Linked DNA regions of Homo sapiens: region 2 is linked to region 1. A link is a loop called in an ENCODE intact Hi-C map of the cell type or tissue named here. Cell type or tissue: A673. All regions are shown on one strand. Links, peaks and the distances in the headings refer to the core of each region. The heading gives the core; the rest is flanking DNA. Region 1 has its middle 16 kb from the start of BRDT. Region 2 overlaps GLMN (glomulin, FKBP associated protein).

Evidence for each region. Peaks named below come from ENCODE experiments on the same cell type or tissue, not always from the same donor. Only the 100,000 strongest peaks of a DNase experiment are listed, where the experiment ranks them.
Region 2: a loop joins it to region 1, with 9 times the contacts of the local background. A loop is called at or near these places in 24 of 110 quality-filtered maps.

What each region holds. Positions count from the first base shown.
Region 1 is chr1:91,930,912-91,935,310 of GRCh38, reverse strand. No RefSeq gene overlaps it. Among named protein-coding and RNA genes, the nearest start is that of BRDT, 16 kb to the left of the region's middle. In A673, for the core only: CTCF peaks have their summits at 2,457 and 2,659; no DNase peak of the experiment used is centred there.
Region 2 is chr1:92,289,102-92,293,500 of GRCh38, reverse strand. GLMN (glomulin, FKBP associated protein) reads left to right here. Exons shown (of 19, transcript NM_053274.3): 4 at 1,964-2,083; 5 at 3,195-3,303; 6 at 4,350-4,399. Among named protein-coding and RNA genes, the nearest start is that of GLMN, 7.7 kb to the left of the region's middle. In A673, for the core only: a CTCF peak has its summit at 1,917 (motif pointing right); a DNase peak (open chromatin) is centred at 1,940.

The DNA.
Region 1 (4,399 bases), core at 321-4,320:
GAGTAGCTAAGACTACAGGCGTGTACCACCAGACCTGGCTAATTTTTGTTTATTTTTTACAGAAACAAGGTCTCACTATGTTGCCCAGGCTGATCTTGAACCCCTGGGGTCAAGCAATCCTCCCACCTCAGCCTCCCAAAGTGCTGGGATTACAGGCATGAGCCACTGTACCCATCCTCACTGGTGTTTTTATAAGAAGAGGAAATTTGGATACACAGTGACATCAGCAGTGCCAGTGCATAGAAAAAAATCATGTAAGAACCCACCAAGAAGGCAGCCATCTGCAAGACATGGAGAGAGGCCTCAGAAGAAACCAAACTTGCCAACACCTTAATCTTGGACTTCTTCACTCCAGAACTGTAACAAAATACATTTCTGTTACTTACAATAACTAGTCTGTGGTATTTTGTTATGATAGCCCTAGCAGACTTGTACAGAAGAGTACCTGTAAAAAGTCTATCCACTAAAGAAATCTAGAGACATCATGATGGCAGATGGGCAAACATTAGAAGCATTCTCCTTAAAACTGGGAATGAAGGTTGCACAACATAGTGAAACCCCATCTCTGAACAAAAAAAAAAATTAGCCAGGTGTGGTGGCACGCATCTGTAGTCCTAGCTCCTAAGGAGGCTAAGGTGGGAGGACTGATTCAGCTCAGGAGTTGAGGCTGCAGTGAGCTGTGATCATGCCACTACACTCCACCTTGGGTGACAGAGTTGAGACCCTGTTTCAAAAAAAAAAACAATTAAATTAAAAAAAAAAAGAAGCCTTGGCTGGGCACAGTGGCTCACGCCTGTAATCTCAGCACTTTGGAAGGCCAAGGTGGGCAGATCGCGAGGTTAAGAGATCAAGACCATTCTGGCCAACCAACATGGTGAAACCCCATCTCTACTAAAAATACAAAAATTAGCTGGGTGTGGTGGCGCATACCTGTAGTCCCAGCTACTTGGGGGGCTGAGGCAGGAGAATCGCTTGAACCCAGGAGGTGGAGGTTGCAGTGAGCCGAGATCACGCCACTGCACTCTAGCCCAGGTGACAGAACGAGACGCCATCTCAGAAAAAAAAAAAAAAAAAGAAGCCACCTTCTTTTTGAAATGTTGAAGGTTAGTAGTAGGCACTGTACTATAGACAACTATTGTCCAAGACAACTTTTTGCAAGGACAGACATGTTCTATATCTGCACTGTTCAGTATGGTAGACATTAGCCACGTGTAGCTAGCTGTTGAGCACTTGAAGATGGCTAGTGCTATCAGAAACTGAATTCTAAATTTTATTTAATCCCAACGAATTAAAATTTAAATAGCCACATGTGGCTACCATATTGGACAATACAGTTTTAAATTAAGGAGATAAAAAAAAGGAGATAGATGTCTTGAAAGTCTTTTCAAAGAGAAGCTTAAAACCTATATACAATACTTCCTTTACAAAATTTATTATAGATAAGAACTCTCAAAGCTAGTTCTCTGCAACTCCTACTCATTAACACTTTAAGCATTTGAACTTTATAGATAACACTCAGAGACAAAAAATAAATGTAACTTTATTCAGAGAGACCTCTTCTGTTCACTTTGGGAGTATTATAAGTAGATAAATGTACTTCACTAACAATAATCCCTTCAGTTTATCTACACACCATTAAGAGACCGAATATGTAAGGTACAGCATGGAAGAAGCTATTTGTAACACACATAATAACAAAGGTTTTGTTTTCAGAATATGTGGAGAACTACTGTAATCAATAAGATAATGGCAGACAGCCCAGTAGAAAAATGGGGTGCTTGACAAAGATGTCCATGTGGCCAATAAACATACAAAAAGGTACTCCATATCATGAATCATCAGAGAAATGCAAATTAAAGTTACAGCACGAGCCTGACATGGTGGCTCACACCTGTAGTTCCAGCACTTTGGGGTGCCGAGGTGGGAGGATCGCTTGAGGCCAGGAGTTCAAGACTAGCCTGGCCTAACAAAGTGCGACCCCCCATCTCTATTATTTAGAAAGAAAAAAAAATTTTTTAAAGGAAAAAAAATCATAGTGAGATTGCATTACACACCTACCAGAATGGCCGAAATGTAAGACGCTGATATCAAATATTTGTTTTTGTTTTTGAGACATGGTCTTCCTCTGTTGCCCAGGCTGGAGTGCAGTGATGCAATCACGGCTCGCTGCAGCCCCAACCTCTCCGGCCTGAGCGATCCTCCCACCTCAGCCTCCTGAGTAGCTGGACTACAGGTACATGCCACCATGCCTGGCTTCACTGTTTTAAATAGTATCAGAGAATGTTAAGTGCTTAGGAAAGACACATAAAATATGTCAAGGGAAAACTATAAAATGTTAAGAGACATTAAAGAATACCCAAATGGCCAGGCGCGGTGACTCACGCCTGTAATCCCAGCCCTTTGGGAGGCCAAGGCGGGCAGATCACGAGGTCAGGAGACCGAGACCATCCTGGCTAACACCGTGAAACCCCGTCTCTACTAAAAATACAAAAAAAAAAAAATTAGCCGGGAGTGGTGGCGGGCGCCTGTAGTCCCAGCTACTCGGGAGGCTGAGGCAGGAGAATGGCGTGAAACCGTGAGGCGGAGCTTGCAGTGAGCCGAGATTGCGCCGCTGCACTCCAGCCTGGGGGACAGAGCGAGACTCCATTTCAAAAAAAAAAAAAAAAAAAAAAAAGACCCAAATGTAGAGACACCATGTGGCCATGTGAAGGAAAATTCTGTATCTTAATGATGTAAGTTCCTTCCATACTGGTCTGTAGATTCAATGCAATTCAGACAACACTCAACAAGGTTTTTATAGAACTTGACAAGATTATTAAAAAATGGATAAGGAAGAGTAAAGGTCTAAGAATAGCCAAGAATCTTCTGAAAAAGAAAAGCAAGAAGGGAAATTGTCTTCTCTTATATTAGGATTCATTATGAAGCTATTTTATTATAGATAGGAACTCTTAAAGCTAGTTCTCTACAACTCCTACTCACTAACACTTTAAGCATTTTTATTTTGTAGATAACATTCAAAAACAAAAAAAAAATTAAGTTTATTTAGAGAGACCTCTTCTGTTCACTTGGGAGTGAATTTAGCTACTGTGATACAAATTAACCAACATAATAGAGAAACCCATTTATGTTTGGACTTTGGTATATATTGGAATGCCATGTCAGGTAAGTGGAAAAAGGGGAGATTGGTCATTTAATACAGCTGAGAAAAATGGTTATCCATTTGGAAAAAAGATAAATTGAATTTCTACTCACACCATAAAATTAAAAAAAAAATCAACTCCAGATGGATTAAAAACTTAAATGTCAAAAACAATAATTTAAGAAAACTTTTAATAGAAAACATAGGTGACTTGGTTGGGAAAAAGTGTCTTAAGACAGTAAAAATGTTATGTATAAAAAGAAGATGTAGATAAATTTGACTGCTAAAATCAAGGCCGGGCATGTTGGCTCCCACCTGTAATCCTAGTAGTTTGGGAGGCTGAGGTGGGAGGATTGCTTGAGGCCAAGAATTCAAGGCTAGCCTGGGCAACATAGTGAGAACCCCCATCTCTCCAAAAAAAATTTTTTTTTTGAGATGGAGTTTTGCTCTCATTGCCCAGGCTGGAGTACAATGGCAAAATCTTGGCTCACTGTAACCTCCACCTCCTGGGTTCAAGTGATTCTCCTGCCTCAGCCTCCTGAGTAGCTGAAATTACAGCCACCCACCACCACACCCAGCTAATTTTTTTTGTATTTTTAGTACTTTTTTTTGTATTTTTGTATTTTTGTATTTTTAGTATTTTTAGTAAAGATGGTGTTTCACCATGTTGGCTAGGCTGGTCTTGAGCTCCTGACCTCAGATGATCCCACCCACCTCGGCCTCCCAAAGTGCTGGGATTACAGACATGAGTGCCCAGCTAAAACATTTTTTTTTTAAAACCTGGATGTAGTGGCACACGCCTGTAGTCCCAGCTACTTGGGAGGCTGAGGCATGAGGACTGCTTGAACCCTGGAGTTCAAGGTTGTAGTGAGCTGTTACTGAGCCAGCCTGGGTGACAGACAGAATGAGAATCTGTTTCAAAAAACAAAACAAGGCCTGGCACCGTGGCTCACACCTATAGGCTGAGGCAGGTGGATCACCTGAGGTCAGGAGTTCGAGACTGGCCTGGCCAACATGGTGAAACCCCTGTCTCTACTAATAATACAAAAAAATTAGCTGGGCGTGGTGGCGCATGCCTGTAATCTCAGCTACTTGGGAGGCTGAGGCAGGAGAATCGCTTGAACCTGGGAGGCGGAGGTTGCAGTGAGCTAAGATTGTGCCACTGCACTCCAGCCTGGGCAACAAGAGTGAAACTCCGTCTCAAAAAACAAACAAACAAATAAAACAAAACAAAATAACAAAACAAAATTAAGAATTTCT
Region 2 (4,399 bases), core at 286-4,285, 360 kb before region 1:
CAATATCTAAAAAAAAAAATACAAAAAATTAGCCGGGAGTGGTGGCGGGCACCTGTAGCCCCAGCTACTTGGGAGGCTGAGACAGGAGAATGACGTGAACCCAGGAGGTGGAGCTTGCAGTGAGCTGAGATCGCGACAATACATGTCGCGACAATATATGAGGGTTTCCTTTTCTCCACATCCTTGCCAGCATTTGTTATTGACTGTCTTTTGTATATAAGCCATTTTAACTGGGGTGAGATGATATCCCATTGTAGTTTTGATTTGCATTTCTCTGATGATAATGATGCGTACCTTTTCATATGCTTGTTTGCCATTTGTATGCCTTTTGGGAAATGTCTATTCAAATCTTTTGCCAATTTTTTAATCGGATTATTAGATTTTTTCCTTTAGTGTTGTTTGAGCTTCTTTTCTATTCTGGTTATTAATCTCTTGTCAGATGGGTTAGATCTGCTTTTTCATTATTTATATATTTTTTTGAGATAGGGTCTGTCTCTGTCACCCAGGCTGGTTTGCAGTGGTGTGATCACAACTCACTGCTACCTCGCCTCCCAGGCTCAAGCCATCCTCCCACTCATCCTCCCAAGTAGCTGGGGCTACAAGCGTGTGCCACCAGACCCAGCTAATTTTTGTATTTTATACACAGGGTTTGGCCGTGTTGCCCAGGCTGGTCTTGAACTCCTGAGCTCAAGTGATCCACCCACCTCAGCCTCCCAAAGTGTTGGGATTACAGGCATGAGCCACCATGCTTAAAAAAAAAAAAAAAAAGAAAAGAAAAGACGGGGTGCGGTGGCTCACGCCTGTAATCCCAGCACTTTGGGAGGCTGAGGTGGGCGGATCACGAGGTCAGGAGATCGAGACCATCCTGGCTAACATGGTGAAACCCCATCTCTACTAAAAAAAAAAAAAAAAAAGGCAAAAAATTAGCCAGGCATGGTGGCGGGTGCCTGTAGCCCCAGCTACTTGGGGGGCTGAGACAGGAGAATGACATGAACCCAGGAAGCAGAGCTTGCAGTGAGCTGGGACAGCGCCACTGCACTCCAGCCTGGGCGACAGAGCGAGACTCAGTTTCAAAATAAATAAATAAATAAGAATGTATTTAACTTTAAAAAACAGAGACAGGGTCTCACTAGGTTGCCCAGGCTGGTCTCAAACTCCTGGGCTCAAGTGATCCTCCTGCCTCAGCCTCCTAAGGTGCTGGGATTAGAGACATGAGCCACTGCACCCAGCCAACCACCGTGCTTTTAAAGAAGGACTCTAGGAGGGTAGTGATCTTATCCAGTGTGTTCCTCACTTTATTTCTAACCTCTAGAATATTATAGTGTAGGCTTGGTAAATACTGATGAGTTAAAATACAAAGCAGGCCAGAGAAGTGGAATACATTGTTGATCCTTTGAGAATTAGTGGTTTTGATAATGAATGTGAATTAGTCATTATAAAGATAAACTTTTACTTGTATGGTAAGCATTCTGAAATATCTTTGAACATAGAAGCCACTTGTATGTAGGAGAGAAAATTAATGAAGTTGTATCCCTTCTTTTTTTTATAAATTACAAGGATTATATTTAGAGACTCCAAGAACTTTAAAAGGTACATGAGCATTGGCTGGATTTCTTTATGAATAAGGGGAGCAAAATTGTCTGTGGAAGTTAAGTACCTGTATTAAGCAAATTAACTCTTTTGTTGGAAATAGAGGCACTATTTAAATCTTGGGAAACACCAACTTGCCTGATAAAAAGTAAAGACCCTTTTGCCTTTCCTCAGGGAACATATTAAAAACTATTTAAAAATGTTGATGTCTGTTAGTAGCCAACCCTGGAAAGTCTCTGGTGAAATGTCATAGGCTTCACTTGTCTCATCTTCCTATTTCAGAAACAATTCTGAGCTCTTCCAAGATAGGAAAGCACACTGCGAGAGTCCTATAGATGGCAGTGTTTGCTTTACTCTGAAAATGTTTTTACAGGTCATCATCAAGAATATGGGCTGGAATCTCGTTGGTCCTGTTGTTCGATGCCTTTTGTGTAAAGATAAAGAGGATAGTAAAAGAAAAGTTTATTTTTTGATCTTTGATTTATTGGTAAAGGTAAGTTAACAAAACAAGGTTCTCTTTATCATAACACACAGCAGTATTTTATAATTCCCTTTAATGTTTATTGTTTGGTAAGAAAGCTTTTGGTTCATGAAAGTACATGCAGAAAGGAACTCGTTGGAGAAAAGACCCAGTCTTATTGATTGGATAGGCAATTCCATTTCAGGATTTCCCAAATTTTCTGGATAAAAGAATTGTCTAACCTCATATTAACCTCATATCGGACCCATTGATTCAGCATCTCCAGGGAGAGACCTGGGAAGCTATATCTTAACAAGTAGCCTTATCGTATAGATGTGGAATACAAGCTTTAGAGAGGTAGTTCAAGGTCACATTTATCTTTTGGCAACATTGGAACTAGATTAAAATCTCAGTCCTCTTTCCTTTGTGGTATGTTCCCTAAAAGAAAATGGAAGGCCTAGAATACAAGTGATTAAAATTGAAGTAGGAATAGGGTAGAATACAGATCAGTTGTGACTAACAACCTTAGAAAGCGACCCTGGGTAAAAGGCTAGTAGAGTTTACAGTCAATATTTGATGGCCAAGAAAGATAAATTCTGAGAAAAAGTATATTATAAGAAACTGTTTAGTGATCAGTGCAAATATACCCAAATATATATTGGAAGGAGAGCTCCATCTGTATGAGTTATTGACTATGGGAGCTGGGAGCTTTTAAAAAACCAGTCAAGTGAGATGATAAGATATGGCCAGTCAGAAAGCAATGCAAAGTTTTACCTGTTCAAAAAATACAAAAGAGATTCCAGACTAGTCTAAATAGGCTTGCAGCATGGGATTGAAAGGTCCCACCTGCTGGAGCCCCTGAGAATCTGTTAAGGCAATTTCAGAGTGGACAGGTGAAGCTCAAAGGAAACCTGAGCCTAAAGATCCATTGACTTCTTGCTTTTTAGTTTTATAGTTACTTGACCATCACAGATTCTGTGTTTTGCTCATGCATATTTTTTCAACAATTGTATAAATAATTTTAATGTTAAGCAAAAACATAATTGTATAATATTTTGTCGATACATGCCTTCTTAAAAATAGTAATAATGTGGCTTTAAATACAACTTGTATTAAACAGGTTCAATTGTGAATATTTTTATAGTTATGCAATCCAAAGGAATTATTGTTGGGTTTGCTTGAACTGATTGAAGAGCCCTCTGGAAAACAGATATCCCAAAGTATTCTTCTTTTGCTTCAGCCATTACAAACAGGTAATGAGAATTTTGATATCAGAGTACTTCTTGTTGTATCTCTAAATGCCTTGATGGTTACCTCAAAATGTCAATACTACACCAAAGTAAAGTTTACAGCTAATTAGTGAGTACTCTGCTTAAACCAATAATAGCAATGCCAATGTGAATACTGCTGCTCATAGAAAGATTATAGTATCTGGCCAGAGTGGGTACCCAGTAAATATTCTGTTGAATGTCATACTATTTTTCATGTGCTATATTGAAAACTATACCTTTTTGCCTAACCTTCCTATCTGCTGCTTAAATCTAGAATTTTCTCTCTAAACATGTTTCAAGGGTTACCTCTGTGGTGTCTGCAGTACTAAATCTGATAGCATTATGGTAGTCTGGAAGAGTATCAGGCAAGGCATTGCTCAGCCTCTGCTTTGGGAGGTTGGATTGGGCATAGCAAAGCTACTACTGAAGAATGAAACGAGGAGATATGGGATGATAAGGCTCCATGGCTGAGTGCAGTAACAGTATTGGTAGGTAATGGGTCTTAGCAACCAAGGCAGACAGTATCCATAGGAAGAGGTTATTTTTCATTTTAGGAAATTCGTTTATCTCACAATCTGATAGAGGGACCTAGAATCAGAAATTAAATTTGTTTTAAATATGAATGCCTGCCAGCTTCATACTACCTGTAATATTCAGTCTTCTAGGGAAAAAAAATCTAATAATACCACCTCCTATTTGTGTAGTGCTTTATAGTTTACAATACACTTATATTTTGTGCTTATAACAACCCAAAAACATGGAAAGAACATGTTTCTGTCTTAAGTACATAGCCTGTTACACATAGTCTGTTATAAACATAACCTAAACAGCATTTCATGGCAAGATGCTGTATTATTTTATGCACAACTAAGAAGAAAAAAACACTGCCAATTAGACTGTGATGTGTCATCTTGATTCAAGAGTTGTTAAAATGTGGGAGGAGGAAGTGTCTTATAATTCCACATTTGCCGAATTTCTTGTCCCATGTTTAGCATACTTGATGAGCGACAACTTGATCTCTGTTTTAGTGATTCAGAAACTTCATAACAAGGCATATTCAATTGGATTAGCATTGTCT